Regions from separate parts of the Homo sapiens genome. Here region 1 is linked to region 2. Evidence: read pairs that join two places in POLR2A ChIA-PET (ENCODE). Cell type or tissue: MCF 10A. All regions are shown on one strand.

The links. ChIA-PET counts read pairs that join two places held together with the same protein. Peaks named below come from ENCODE experiments on the same cell type or tissue, not always from the same donor. Only the 100,000 strongest peaks of a DNase experiment are listed, where the experiment ranks them.
Region 1: POLR2A ChIA-PET joins it to region 2 with 5 read pairs; 3 of 35 experiments call an interaction of 5 or more read pairs at or near these places.

The regions. Positions count from the first base shown.
Region 1 is chr5:143,421,558-143,429,557 of GRCh38, reverse strand. It overlaps a transcript of NR3C1 not described here. Among named protein-coding and RNA genes, the nearest start is that of NR3C1, 22 kb to the right of the region's middle. RefSeq lists an enhancer at 2,440-2,509. In MCF 10A, no CTCF peak of the experiment used is centred here; no DNase peak of the experiment used is centred here.
Region 2 is chr5:143,030,726-143,038,725 of GRCh38, reverse strand. It overlaps ARHGAP26 (Rho GTPase activating protein 26), which reads right to left. Exons shown (of 23, transcript NM_001135608.3): 13 at 1,465-1,530. Among named protein-coding and RNA genes, the nearest start is that of ARHGAP26-IT1, 160 kb to the left of the region's middle. RefSeq lists an enhancer at 1,053-1,813. In MCF 10A, no CTCF peak of the experiment used is centred here; a DNase peak (open chromatin) is centred at 4,695.

The sequences.
Region 1 (8,000 bases), 390 kb before region 2:
AGTTGCATACAGTTCAAGTTTAGATTTTGTTTGTGAGCGGGAGAATCCAAAGACCAAGTTCCTAATATTCTTTTGCCTGAAAAATGGCTACATAACCTTGCCAAATCTCTTAACATTTTCATGCCTTTGTTTCTAATATGGAAAATGAAGATACTCACCAATTTGTAACTGTAAACTACTACACAAGAATGAGGTATTCATTTAACCATATGGTGAGATTTTGTAGTTAAAATTAATTAATTGTGCTCAGTGGTCAGACTACTGGCTTTAAATCCTGGATCCATTATTCATTACTTCCTATTGTGTAACCTGGGCAAGTTACTTAACTTCTCTTCTCCTTAGTTTCCTCATCTATAAAATGAATAACAGAAGCACTTACCATAAGTGAGGATGAGATAAGATGGTGGTATATGTGAGTGGTACACATCTGTTACTATTATTATCATTGTTATTTATTATTAAGCAGTGAATTTAGACTCAATGTGAAATGGTTTAGAAGTCATCAGCTTCCCGTTTCATGTTCTTAAAGCACTGGTGATAAGAGTATGCCTGTATCATGCAGTTATAACTTTAATCAAAATATGAAAGTAACTTTAATCAAAATGCCAAGTCAAATTAGCAAAGTCAGCCCTTTTCAAAATGTGTGCCCTAAAGTAATAAGGTCTGCAGGGTGTGCCCCAGGGACCTTTGGTGGGGAGTGGGTGGTAGTCAGAATGGCGAAAACAGTGGGGATTTTTAGGGCCCCCACTCACATTGCTTTGCTTTTATAGCAAAAATTGTTGGCTGATGAACAAAATCATTTCCTTTTCTTGGACTCACAGCTAGACCTAACTTCCCAAGTCCTGTACAGTTAAATGTTACCATACAATTACAGTGGAGCCATATGTGTCTGTCTCAACCACCCAAGCCTGCCATTGCAGTGTGAAAGCAGCCATAGGCAATACTTAAACAAAGGGATGTGCTGTGTTCCAATAAAATGTTACCAAACTTTCCTATAGTTTGCCAGCCCCTGAACTAGAGCATGGTAAGGCAAGAGAGAATTGTAGAACGTGGTTGGAAAGGCAGAAGGAGTCAGGGAGGAAAGACCTTGTGGAACTCTAGCACAAAGTTTGGATTTTATCCTAAAAGCAGAAGGGAAGCCTTTGAAGGGTTTTAGAAAAGGGTATGACCTGAATTACAGAAGCTCAGTCCTCAGCAGATCAGTATTTCAACATTCACTCACCATGTGAACCATTGATCCCATTTTGTTACTTCCTCTGTAGAATCTCCTCTTAAGGAAATTGAAAGCAAGCTCCTGAATGAGATGGCATTTTCAGGGAAAGACCAGGAGGCAGACCCCAAGGGGCTTCACAAGATGGCATTTTTGTGGCCTTGGTGGATTTGCCATGACCTTGGCTTGGCAGGATCAGAAACCTGAATCTATTCGCCTGTAAGTCCTCTTTTCTTGTAAGTCCTATAAGACTTACACTAAGTTCAGGTGATTAACATATTAAGTCAAAAAGCCCATTTTAGTAATTTTTAATGAAAAACATAATTGCCACATGTGAGAAGCCCATTCTATTTTCATAGACATACTTATATTAGAATAACAATGACCATAATGGTTAGCATTTATTAACAATAACATTGTGCCAGGCACAGTGTCAAGCATTTTCCATGATGACCTCACAAGTCTATCGGTAGGAATTGTGGTTAAAACCCTCTTATAGATAAAGTCAGAGGTTCTAAACTTATAAGATCACAATGCTAGTGAGTGGTAGAGATGAGATTTGAACCCACACAGTGTAAACCAGAGTGTGGATACCTAGCCACTACAACATAGTGTCTCATAGGAGACATGTTCAGAAGGTTGCTAGTGGACATTGAATCCATGGGGGAAAAGAAGGCAGAAAAATCTGATTTTAATGTTATCAGGTTAATGGGGCCTGATGCAGCCATCTTGCAGAAGAACGGTATTGCTAGCAGGTCCTCCATGTTTGTTTACAACACTGGCTACGGCCTTCCCACTAGGATGGGAATTCCCAAATCCTATAATTTCCTAGATGGTGCTGGAAGAGGCACTGCTGAGGTTTGTTTTGCCAACTATCTTTCCCCTCTTCTTCTTGCCTTATTTGTCATTCTATCCATTAAGGTGACTTTTCATCCATTTTATATGAATTTCATAATTAACCTCTCAGGGTAATTCCCCCAGCCCACCCTACTATCAGGGCAGTCCCCAATATGACTAATCATTCCCACATACTAAGACCACAGACTGCTTCAGAATCTGTATTTATATTTTCACTATTAAAAAACTATGCTATCGTTTCCTGAAATCTCTATGAAAAAAAAATACTAAGCTATATCTGGAGTGAAATGGTCAGTAAGAACACAGTTTGTCACACAAAATAATGAAAATGCTATTTCTTACTTATAGTGCAGACTGGGGTTCTTCCTCTAGAATTAGAAATATTAGGCTTGCTAAGATGTGATGGGGAGTTCATTGGGGCTAGTGTTTTAGCTTTTGAACTCTTCAAAAGGAACAGAAATGAAGAAAAAGACCTGCTTTAATAAACAAGGTTAAGTCTGTATGATTTATGGACTTATGAGCAAATCTGACATCCACTCACATGGGTGGTCCTCCCAAGGGATAAACTTCGTAAAAGCACATTTAAGAAAAAGGGAGCAGATACTGTTGGTGCCCTCTTCACCAGGAGACACACTGAAAGGCTGCAGTAGCACATCAGAGCCTCACAGGTCAGCATCAGCCAAACAGCTGTTCTGTGCATCACAAGAATTCGTACATATTTCAAAATGACTAATTTGTACCTATGAGACAGGATTTGACCCACTAATTTTTGTACCGTAACGTTTTAATAAAAATTGTTTTTTCAAAGCGAAGCTTTGCTGAGCAGATGAATTATCATGTGGGAGTTTAAAAATTAGTCAAAGGAGTCTTGACAACTAAGTCCTTTAAGCTTGGCCTTCCCTTGGCCTCTGCCTACTCCTGATCATAATCTGAATAAACTTTAACTTTTCGACTAGAATGCAAAACACGTGTTTTTGTAAAACGAATATTAATGGCATAACTCGTGCTTTATTATTTTAGCTGATTTGTATCAATGTATCAACATTCCAAAGAAAATAGGGAGCATATGTTGGTTAATAATTTTTGTTATGACTATTGACATGTAATTCACATGACATAAACTTTACCATTTTAAAAAGTACAATTCAGTGAGTTTGAGTATGTTCTTAATTTTGTACAACCATCCCCGCTATCAAATTTCAAAGCATATCCATCACACCAACAATAAACTCTGGTTCTATTAGTAGTCACTCCCAATTCCCTTTTCCCTAGCCCCCTGGCGACCACTAATTAATTATTTCTCTGTCTCTATGGATTTGCCTACCATGAACATTGCATATAAATGGAATCACACAATATGTAGTCTTTTGTGTCTGGCACCTTCCACTCAACATACTGTATTAAAGGTTTCTCCATGTTATAGCATGCATCGATCCACACTTCATTTCCTGTTATGGCTGAATAACATTTTGTCCTCTGAATCTACCATATTTGTTTATCCACTCATGAGCTGATCACTTAGGCTGTTGCCACTTATTAGCTATTATGAATAATGTTGTTATGAACGTTCATGTACAAGTTTTTGGGCAGACATGTTATTTCTCCTGGGTAAATTCCTAGGAGTTGAATTGCTGGGTCATATAGTAACTCTATGTTTACCTTTTTGAGAAAACTGCCAATATGTTTTCCACAGTGTCTGAACCATTTTATAATTTCGCTGGCAATGTATGAGAGTTCCACTTTCTCCACATCTTCACCAACATTTATTTTCCTTTTTTTAAAAAACAATTATTGCTGTCCTAGTGGGTATGAAGTGATATCTCCTGTATTTTCAATTTGCATTTCTGTAATGAATAATGATATTGTGCATCTTTTATGTGCTTATTGGCTAGTTGCACATCTTCTTTAGAGAACTATCAGGTCATTTGCCTTTTTTTGAAATGTTGGTTGTCTTTTTATTGTTGAAATATAAAAGTTCTTTATATATTCTAGATCTAGACCTTTACTGGATATATGACTTGCAAATTCTACCATTTCTGTACGTTGTCTACAATTTCAACCATTCTGTGGGTTGTCTTTTTATTTTCTTCACAACGTCTTTTGAAGCAGAATAGTTTTTCATTGTGATGAAGTCCAGTTTGACTATTTTTTTCTTGTGCTTTTGGTATTGTAACTAACAAACCATTGACTAATCCGAGATTCTGATGTACATACATGCTTTCTTCTAAGTTTTATAATTTTAGCTTTTACATTTAAGTTTTTAATCCATTTTGAGTTAATTTTTTAAATATTCTTTTGCATGTAGCTATCCAGTTGTCCCAATGCTATTTGTTGAATAGGTGATTCTTTCCTCATTGAATGGTCTTGGTATTCTTGTAAAAAATCAGTTGACTGTAGGCATATGGGTTTCTGGACTCTCAATTCTACCCGACTGATCTGAATGCCTATCCTCATGCCAGTACTACACTGTCTTGATTACTGCAGCTTTGTAGTATGTAAGTAGTAGTACGTTTTGTGAGTCCTCGAACTTTGCCTTTTTTTATAGATTGTTTTGCTATTTTGAGTTAAGTATTTTTTTAAAACATCAAGTTAAAAATGAAGCTGCCACTCTCTAAAGGAGGACAATTTCAGAAAGGCACTGAGACCTGTGCTTGGTATGTAGTAGGTGCTTTTGAAAATGTTTGTTGCATGGAATGGATTGATTTCATCTCTATTCTAACACTCAATGCCATGTTCATTTCCCCTTTGGAGCCTTTCATCTCTCCCTTCTCTTTTCTAAGAAAATCAGTAACTCTCTCATTCATACATTGTACACATACATATCTTTATTTGTTTATGTGTCTATTTTCCACTAATTAGACTATAATGCCATATAAGGCTAGAATTACATCTAATTCATTGCTGGGTCCCAAAGCCATGCTTAAGACCATAAGTATATAGGGGTTTTTTTTCTTTTAAAAAGTTTTTATTTTTAATTATTATGGATACATAAGAGTTACAGATATGTAAAGGGTACATGTGACATTTTGATACAAGCATACACCATATAATGATCAAATCAGGGTAACTGGGATATCCGTCACCTCAAGCATTTGTAATGTATTTGTGTTAGAAGCATTGCAATTCCACTCTTAGTTATTTTGAAATATACAATAAATTTTTGTTAACTGTAGTCACCCTGTTGTCTACTGAACACTAGATCTTATTCCTCATATCTGACTGCATTTTCGTATCCATTAAACACCCCTCTTTTTTATTTTTTATTTTATTTATTATTATTATACTATAAGTTTTAGGGTACATGTGCACAATGTGCAGGTTAGTTACATATGTATACATGTGCCATGGTGGTGCGCTGCACCCATTAACTCGTCATCTAGCATTAGGTATATCTCCCAATGCTATCCCTCCCCCCTCCCCACACCCCACAACAGTCCCCAGAGTGTGATGTTCCCCTTCCTGTGTCCATGTGTTCTCATTGTTCAATTCCCACCTACGAGTGAGAATATGCGGTTAAACACCCCCTCTTTATCCCCCCTCCCCACTACCCTTCCCAGACCCTAGTAACCATCATTCTATTCTTTCTCTCTCTGAGTTCCCACATATGAGCAAGAAATGTGATATTTGTCTTTCTGTGCCTGGCTTATTTCTCTTGCATAATGTCCTCCAGTTCCATCCATGTTGATGAAAGAGACATAATTTCATTCTTTTTTATGGCTGAATAACATTTCATTGTGTATATGTACAACATTTTCTTTATTCATCTGTTGGTGGACACTTAGGTTGATTCCATACCTTGGCTATTGTGAATAGTGCTGCGGTAAACATGGGAGTGCAGATATCTCTTCGATATACTGATTTTCTTTCTTTTGGGTATATGTCCAGCAGTGGGATTGCTGGGTAATATGGTAGCTCTATTTTGTTGTTGTTGTTGTTTTTAGGAACCTTCATACTGTTCTCCATAGTGGCTGTACTAATTTACGTTCCCACCAACAGTGTATGAGGGTTCCCCTTTCTCCACACTTTTGAGAGCATCCGTAATTCCCTGTCTTTTTGATAGAAGCAATTTTCACTGGGATGAGATGATATCTCATTGTAGTTTAGACTTATATTTCTCTGATGATTAAGGATGTTGAGTATTTTTGGCCATTCGTATGTCATCTATTCAGATCTTTTGACCATTTTTAAATCAAATTATTTTTTCCTATTGAGTTGTTTACACAACTTATATATTCTGTTTATTAATCCCTTATCAGATAGGTAGCTTCCAGATATTTTATTCCATTCTGTGAGTTGTCTCTTCACTTTGTTGATGGTTTCCTTTGCTGTGCAGAAGCCTTTTAGCTTGAGGTGATCTCATTTGTCCACTTTTGCACTGGTTGACTGTGCTTTTGATGTCTTATTCAAAAAATATTTGGCCAGACCAATGTCATCTCTTGCCATATACAAAAATCAAATCAAATTGGATTAAAAACCTAAATCGAAGGCCTGCAAGTATGAAACCACTAGAATAAAACAATATATATGTGTTGGAGGGAGAGAAGAAAGTAATGAAGAAAGAAAGGCCAGGTGAGAAAGTAAGAGAGAAGGGAAAATGAACAAGAAAGACAAAAGTCATTCCAGGCACTGTTTTAAGGGGCATCTCATTTATTCTTACAACCTTATGAGATAAGCACTCTTACTTTCAGTTTGTTCAGGATGCTATAACAGAATCCCATAGACTGCGTGGGTTATAAACAATAGAAATTTATTTCTCTTAGTTCTAGTGACTGGGAAGTCCATGATCAAGGCACTGACAGAACTGTTATCTGGTGAGGACCTGCTTCCTGGTTTACAAATGGACAGCCATCTTCTCTTCTTGCTTTGTCCTCACATGGTGGGAAGGGGTAAAGAAGCTCCCTGAGGCCTCTTTTATATGGGCACTAATCCCATTCATGAGGGCTCTGCCCTCATGACCAAATCACCTCCCAAAGGTTCCACCTCCTAATGCCATCACCATGGGGTTAGGATTTCAACAGGAATTTGGAAAGGACACAGACATTCAGAACATAGCACCCCCATTTTACAGATAAGAACAGTGAGAAACAGAGAGTTAAATAATTTTCTCAAGGTCATACAACGAACCCGTAGCCTAGGCAGCCTGGCTCTTTGGTCATGTTCTTAAATACTATGCCATACTGTCTCTCAAATAAACACTAAAATCAAGATACTTGGGATGATCGTTGGGAGGCAGAGCCCAGATATCTATACTTTAAACAAATTCCCAAATGATCTGATGGGCAACTCAGATGAAAATCAATGCTTCAAGAAATAGCCAAATAAAACTCTATGGAAGGTAAAGATGGGGAGAGCTTGGTGAGATGTCATACTTGGGAGGAAAAGCCAGGGAAAGTAAGAGAAAACTGGGTATTAGTAAAGATCATGGAGAAGGGAAAACACAAGATATTGCTAGGCTAAAAAAGAGGCAGACCTGATGAAGCAGTGAACACCACTTCAGCCACTCCCTACCTTGGCCCCAGCTGGCCCTGGCTGTGACTGTGTTCCATACTCTGCAATGACATGTAACTTCCACCACGTCCATATCATACCTAAAGCCTACTTCAGTGTGTCCACAAAAGCAAGTAAGAATAAAAAGTAAGAGAAACAACTCACATTTATTTGCTGCTTATTATGTGCCAGGCTATGTCCTTTTTTTTTTGAGATAGAGTCTCACTCTGTCACCCAGGCTGGAGTGCAGTGGTGTGAGCTTGGCTCACTGCAACTTCTGCCTCCTGGGGTCAAGTGATTCTCCTGCCTCAGCCTCCCAAGTGGCTGAAATTACAGGCACGTTTAGTAGAGATGGGGTTTTGCTATGTTGGCCAGGCTGATCTTCAATTCCAGACCTCAAGTGATGTGCCCACCTCAGCCTCACAAAGTGCTGGGATTACAGGTG
Region 2 (8,000 bases):
GACTCTGTCTCAAAAAAAAAAAAAAAAAAAAAAAAAAAAAAGGCCGTATGTCAAAAAATGTATTTCCATTGCATTGTCAGTGATTCACAGTTTTTTACTACACAGATGTACCACTGTTGATTTAACCCATTTTTGAGACATTTGGCCCGTTTCTGATTTTGTACCTTAACATCACCACGGTGTAAACATCCTTATGGCTCAATCTGGCCCATATCCTTATTTCCTCAAGACCAATTCCCAGAAATGTCACCTACTTCTACTTTATATTCTCTGGATATATCTTACATACCTTTACAAGATGCCTTAATTCTTTATTTAAGAGAGGTACAGGGGAAATAACTGAACATTTTAAAAAATGTTTCCATACATTACAACTGTTTTGGAAAAAATATCTTTTGACAGTATACATAAGGGTAGGTTTTTAAATTCTCTCTCTTCCCTCTACTTAATGCCTCACAGTCCTTATGGAAAAAAAAGTGTATATTTCTCAACTGGCAAGTTATGAATCCTGCTTTAAAAGAGAGAATTTCTTTCCACTACTTAAAAAGGGCTGGTAGGCTGAGAGGCTGTGAGTAAATAAGATTCACATCTCTGACAACGGTTCAAATCAAATCCAGTGGAAAGATGGTTAATAGCTTTTCTCAGCGGTACAACAGACCAGCAAACTCAAAGCTTCAAACTGCTGGGACTGAGGAATCTCCTTTGTGGCTGTCTCTGAAGAAGGGATGGAGACCATCAGGATGAACCAGCCTCCTTGATCTTAATGTCCTGCTCCCACAGACCTGGGAAAGATCAGTGTGAACATGGGCCTGACCCCTTTTCTCTACCTGGGTGGTCCCCAGGGACTAGCTCCCCAGAGCATCTTGGGTTCACAGACCCCAAGATGTCTGCCAGAGAAAATTTAGGGTGTCTGTGAACTTAGACAGGAAAACAATTACATCTTTATCTTCACTAACCTATAACTGACATTAAGCATTTCCTTCCTTTATGGATGTAAGCAACAAATTACAGGAGCATTAGCGGTACCTGCAACTTGGTCAGAAATCACAGATATTTTCATAACACATTACAATTATTATGGATATCTTGAAATATCACTGCTCCCAAATTATGTCAGTTATCAGACCCACCACTATCACTTATAAAGTGTTAACAAAGAAACACATATATCATGATACCCTGTGTTTTTTAATATTTTAAAAATCGAATTTCAGTAACTGGTTTCTATAATCATACGTATTTTAGATATTTAACACATTCTTCTGATCAGCCAAAGAAGTTGGTGACACAAAATCAGTTAGGACCTCCTGCTTGAGACCAACAAGACTTGTGGAAATCCACTGACAATGGCACTTGGGGAGCTAATGAGTCACTTAAAGTCAGGAAACAGCAGGTAGCAGGTCTGACTCCTCACCAGATGCGTGACCTTCTATGAGAACAATGCCATCTGTTAAACTACTTTACCTCTGGTTTCCACAGCATGGATGCATTTCCTGATTATGCTGAAGCCAATGCTGTCCAACTGCGCAGCTGAAAGAGCAAGAGAAGGACAGTCAAGTTGCTAGCCATGGAAATCAACCTCAGGATAGGGCTTAACCAAACCAGGATGAATCAATCGCATGCTGTGGTCACATATCCTTTTAGTTTTTCCCAATAACAGTACAGGAATAACATAATAATAATAATAATAGCTGGCATTGATTGAGAGCTTTCCATATGCTAGGTATGGTTTTAAGTGCTTTGCATGTAGTATCTCATTTAGTTCTCATAGTAACCTCAAGCTGTAGTAACCTGTAAAATTATCTTCAATTTACAGGTGAAGAAACTGCAGCATAAGGTGACAGGTACCTTTACATTGCTCTGCTATTAACAGAAGCTGTAGAACTAATTGCGGTCTCCTTCAAAAAGCACAAATTAAGTGGTCTATAAATGTTGGGTAAGTGCTTAAAATAGATTTTCTCACTTGATCTCAGTAAGTCCTCCAGGTTGACATTATCACTAGCCCATATTACAGATGAAGAAACTGAGGCTTGGTAAAACTAAGTATCTTGACCAAAGATGCAGAGCCAATACATGGAGACTTGCTCTAGAGCCCATACCATCAAACTGCCTTAAACGTGTCCCTGAGTTAAGTATAATCCTGCTCAGGTGACTAGAAGAAAGGAAAAATAGAACAAAGAATAAAAGAAGAAAAATGATTCAGAGGAAAATTAAAAGAGCCAAGAACAAAGACACTACCAAAGGAAGCAGCATGAAGGCAGTGGGGCCATCCTCTAGGGGGAAATGAGCAAGTGGTGACAGGATTCTCACCCAGAAAATAAATGATCAACAGCAGCAACTTCTTCCACAGCAGAGAACCACACAAGGCTGGAAACTTCTAACCTGACAACAAGGCTGGAAATTCCCTAAAATTCACCCCCATGTTTTGGTTACCCGGTGATAATCTTTAAGAATGGGTTCATCTTTGACCTTCTTAGGACAGTGGACAAGGCATTCTACCACTTAATGGTCAGAGTGGAAAAGAAAATGGCAGAAAGTAGAAAAGCAAGTATTTATAGATGATTTGCGGTCATCTCAGGGAAAGTAATAAACTTGTAATATTTGAGAAGTGAGCAGAACCTGAACTCACCTTGGATCTAATCCAAACTGAATCTTTCTTTAATTCTTAGCGTATATGGGTAAACTTAGATAAAATGAACATTTTATTTTTTTATTTCCATAGGTTATTGGAGAACAGGTGGTGTTTGGTTACATGGGTAAGTTCTTCTTTTTTTTTTTTTTTTTTTTTTTGAGACAAGGTCTTACTCTGTCGCTCAAGCTGGAGTGCAGTGGCATGATCTTGGCTCACTGCAACCTTCGCCTCCTGGGTTCAAGCGAGTCTCCTGCCTCAGCTTCTCTAGTAGCTGGGATTACAGGCACCCACCACCACATCTGGCTAAGTTTTGTATTTTTAGTAGAGACAGAGTTTCACCATGTTGGCCAGGCTGGTCTTCAACTCCTGACCTCAGGTGATCTACCCGCCTCGGCCTCCCAAAATGCTGGGATTACAGGCGTGAGCCACCGCACCTGGCCTACATGGATAAGTTCCTTAGTGGTGACTTGTGAGATTTTCATGCACCTATCACCCAAGCAGTATACACAGCACCCTATTTGTAGGCTTTTATCCCTCACCCCCTTCCCATCCTTTCCCCCACGTCCCCAAAGTCCATTGTGTCATTCTTGTGCCTTCGCATCCTCATAGCTTAGCTCCCACTTATGAGTGAGAACATACAATGTTTGGTTTTCCATTCCTGAGTTACTTCACTTAGAATAATAGTCTCCAGTCTCATCCAGGTAGCAGCAAATGCCATTAATCATTCCTTTTTATAGCTCAGTAGTAATCCATCATATATATACACCAAAGTTTCTTTATCCACTTGTTGACTGATAGGCATTTGGGCTGGTTCCACGTTTCTGCAATTGTGAATTGTGCTGAAGATTTTAAAACATTTTTTAATCACCAAGAATTCCCAAAATCAAACTAAAAAGGAATGCTAATTCCTAAAACAACTCTTCCCAAACTGAAATATTAATAGTTCCTATACTTACATACATACTTATTGCTTAGTGATGCTTATTACAAACACACTCAGCCTCTAGGATAGTAAGTAAAGTACCAGAAAAGAAACAGAAAAACAATGTTTTTCTCCCTGGAGATTACTTGCTATACAAACCATTCTTTTTATTCCCTTAAAATGGTAAGGAGCCTATTAACCCAATCCCTTGTTTTTCCCAGTATAAATAAAGTATTTGCTCTGCAAATTATGGCATCTCAAGATTCTGATTACAGGCTGAAAGCCCAATTAAAATAATTCTTCCAAATAAAACTCAACTCATGCGGCAGGCATTTTTCAAATTTAATAACAACCTATAATACAGAGGCCAAATACCTGTTGGAATCCAGGGGAGGAATTTTTTTTTTTTAAATAACAGCTTTCTTGGTATATACTTCATATACCATAAGTTTACCCATTTTAACTATACAATTCAGCAATTTCTAGAGTATTTACAAAGCTGTGTATTAATCACTATTATCTAACTCCAGAACATTTTTGCCCTCCTCCCTACCCCAAAAACCCATACACATTAGCCATGTCTTCCCTTCCCCCAGCTGTGGGAAGAATTCCTTTTCTATGGATTTGCCTATTGTGAACACCTCACATAAATGGGAATCATACACGATGCGGTCTTTTATGTCTAGCTCCTTTTACTTAACATAATGTTTTCAAGCCCTAGCCATGTTGTAGCATCAGTACTTCACTTATTTTTATGGTTAAATAATATTCCACGGTCCAGATATATCACATTTTATTTATCCATTCATCGGCTGATAGATATTTGGGCCATTTCCACTTTTTGGCTGTTGTGAATAATGTTACTATGAACATCTGTGTACAAGTCTCTGTGTGAACTGGTATTTTCATTTCTTTTGAGTATACACCTAGGAGTGGCATCGCTGGGTCACAGAATGACACCGTGCTTAACTTTTTGAGGAATTGCCAAACTGTTTTCTAAGCAGCTGCACCAGTTTTCATTCCTACCCGCAATGTACGAGGGTTCCAATTTCTCCTAATCCTTGCCAACATTTGTTATTGTCTTTTTTATTATAGCCATCCTAGTGGGTGTCAAGAGGTATCTCATTGTGGTTTTGACTTGTATTTCCCTAATGACTAATAATGTTGGGAATCTTTTCATGTGCAGGGAGGATTTTCATTCCTTTATACAGTAGTCACAATAGAGCCTACTGGAAAGCATTTGTCAGACGGGGAATTACGTTTTGTGCTAAAGGAGTTTCCCAAAATGTTTATAACTACGATTCAATAGTCAGGTGAAGCCTTTTAGTTCTTCTTTTGAGAGGTGCTTAAGATCATCTTTTCATAGCAATGAGAATCAAAGAAGTCTGGGAGAGAAAAAATTGCCATTTTACACAGTGCTACGGGGAGCTGCAGACATTGATTCTGAACTAGGATGTTTCAAGAGTAGGCTTGTGAACATGGTCTTATTCTAGGCATTGACGAACTTCTGCCCTAGACAAAGGCTATTTCTTTACCCTCTGAACATCGATAAAAGTTTTGAAAAATTGAAAAGAACCTAGCATCTGACAGTGATGACCCCAGTGGTCAGAAGATACATGCATGTAAAGCCATCAGCCCAATTAGTGGACATAACCCTCTAGAGGCAAATCAGTCATTGAACCTTTTTTTGTGTGTGTGGCACTGTAGGAAGTGCATCCTTTTCTAGGTAAGTAATATTTACTGGAAAAGAATAAAATGGACGCTTCCAAATACATCCAGAAAATAATCAAAATTTTACCCACTACTACAATTACTTCTTTTGGTAAATGGCAAAGCAAAACCTCCACATTCAATCTGAGTAAATGTTCCTCCTTTGGTTTTCCCAGCGTTAGAGATTCTCCAATTTGTTTGAAACCAGCAAACTCCTTTTCTTGGAATTAAGTCTTACACAGATGTTACACATAAAGGTCTTACATATGACATGTGTAATCCAGTATTTCTCAGTTTATCTTAGTTGTCTAAGTTCAAATGGATACGATATTTACATATTGCAAAGTCAAACATTATGAGCTCAAGATAACTCTGTTAGCCTCTAATGTATTAAAATTGCATATTGATGATAATTATTTACAGCCTATAAACAGATAACACTGTGTTAAGAAATGGAATCTCTTTCAAACAACTGTTTCTCCAACAAGGAATTCAAGAAATACAGGTTATCAACCACTGCTCTAAACCTCTAAACTGGAACTAGTGTAAATTATCACATTGCCCACTGCCTGGGGACCCCCATCTCTCTTTGTCTCTTCTTTTTCACACACACACATGTGCATGCATGCACACACACAAAGAGCTTGATTTCCACTCTCATCAACTTGAGTTTCCTGCTGATTAGATTACTAATAATTAACAACGGTTTTATTATTTATCATGGACCAAGTACCATAATGTGATAGGGACTACAGTGCACACATAACCAGATCATTAGTCCTAATCTCTGCCCAGTAGGGATATAATCTAAGTTAATTGAGATCTCCTAGTCTGAAAAGCAAATTCCCACTAAAAGGTTTAGAACACTATCACCACCAAGCTGCGTTTGCTAACGACAGAAAAAGTCTGAGTGGCTCGCCAGATGGAGGCGGCTGTCCTTAATCCCCTCAAGCAGGTGATTCAGCTCTTTCACTGAGCCAAGGCTCAGAAAAGGTCAGGGATTTATTAGCAATTTCTGTATCCCTATAATCTCCAGCAATAATCTCTCATTAAATATCTACTAGGCTTGCATTAGTCCCTTAATTTGACTTGTGATGAGTTGTCGCAGGACCTGTGTCTCCCAGGGCCAACATCCACCATCCTGCAGTTGAGGCTTCGGCTGGTTTACTTCCCTCCCTCAGCCTCAGGTTCAGCTCTGCTCAGTGTACACACGAGGCAGCCCAAACAGTTGTCTCATCATGAATGCTGGCAGAGCTTGCACCAAATATCCAGGTTGGCCTCCCAGGTTAGAAATGTGCCATCCTCTTAACTTTCATTTCAACTTTTGAAGCCTTGTTGCTTTGTCTCCTTTCAGAGAAAGCAGCATGCTAGGGTAGCAAAGTCGATTTTCTCAAAGTTCTCTAGAGAACACGTGAACACAGGAGAGGTGGGTTTATGCTCAGTAACCTTGAAGAATCTTAGGGAAAACCACAGACGTGGGAAGAGGATGCCTTGGGCTATCATGCCTAGGATATGAACCCCGGGAGGCTGGAGGCAGGTTACATCCAGAGACTAGCTGTCTTACTGCAAAAGGATTAAAAGAACAACTCTAAGGTACAATCAAATGATTTTCTTATCTAAAAGGAGGAGGCTTGAATCGCTTGAACCCAAGAGGCAGAGACTGCAGTAAGCCGAGACTGCACCACTGCACTCCAGCCTGGGCAAGACTGTCTCAAAAAATAAAAATAAATAAAAGGAGGAGGTTGGTGGGCCAGGGAGACAGACATGGATTTTAGCATAACTGCCACTGCTATACAACCATAAGGTCAACGCCATGTCCTGAAGCTTCTGGGACCTCATCTGAGATACTTTTCACTGGCTCCTCCCAGCTATTAAAAAAAAAAAAAAAAGAGGTGTGTAGGTGGTCGGAAAATTATAACAAAATCACAAGTATCACCCTTGGCACCACTTCTTACCTCCCATTCCAAATTATCACCAAGTCCCTCAATTGTCTCTTCTAATGCCTCTCAATTTTGTCCAATTTCTTCATCATCATCATCACCATCCTGGTCCCTACCTCAATCATCTGTTGCCAGGATGACTGCATTAACCTCCTGGCTGGTCTTCTTATTCTTCTTGTTCCTGTCTGCCCTCTGCATTGCAGCCCCTATGGTCTTGACAAAATCAGAGCATATCACCTCCCTGCAGCACCTTGCTGCCCTTGGGAGAATAACCCCAATCCTTACTTGCTCACAAAGCTGTGTGTGACGGGGCCCTGCCTGGCCCTCCAGCTTCTTCAGGGGCCACTGTGCCAGCTCTGAGCACCTAGCCACACTGGCTGTCTTTCAAGAACATTCAACTAACCATGCTTTCTCCCCAGCACAGACTGTGGATTTCGCACGGGAGCCTTTGGCTCCCAACTCACATTACCCTCAAGTGTCCTTTCCTCAAGAAACTCACTCAGACGTTCCCACCTAGGTTAAAGCCCCCATTGTGCACTCAGATACAGGACCATCAACCTTTCTTTCAGACTATGATGCACCACTGCAAGTTTACACTGATATGTGTGATTCTGTGAAAAATGTCTACCAAACTAGAATACTTATTCATGAGGGCAATGGTCCAGGTATATTTACTTCACTGGCTACTACAGCTCTATCTTTCACCATCAACTATAGCAATGGATATGAATTGGAAGTGTGTGCATGCACGTGTCATTTTTCATTTTGGATACGTGAATAGGTAAATTAGTGAATG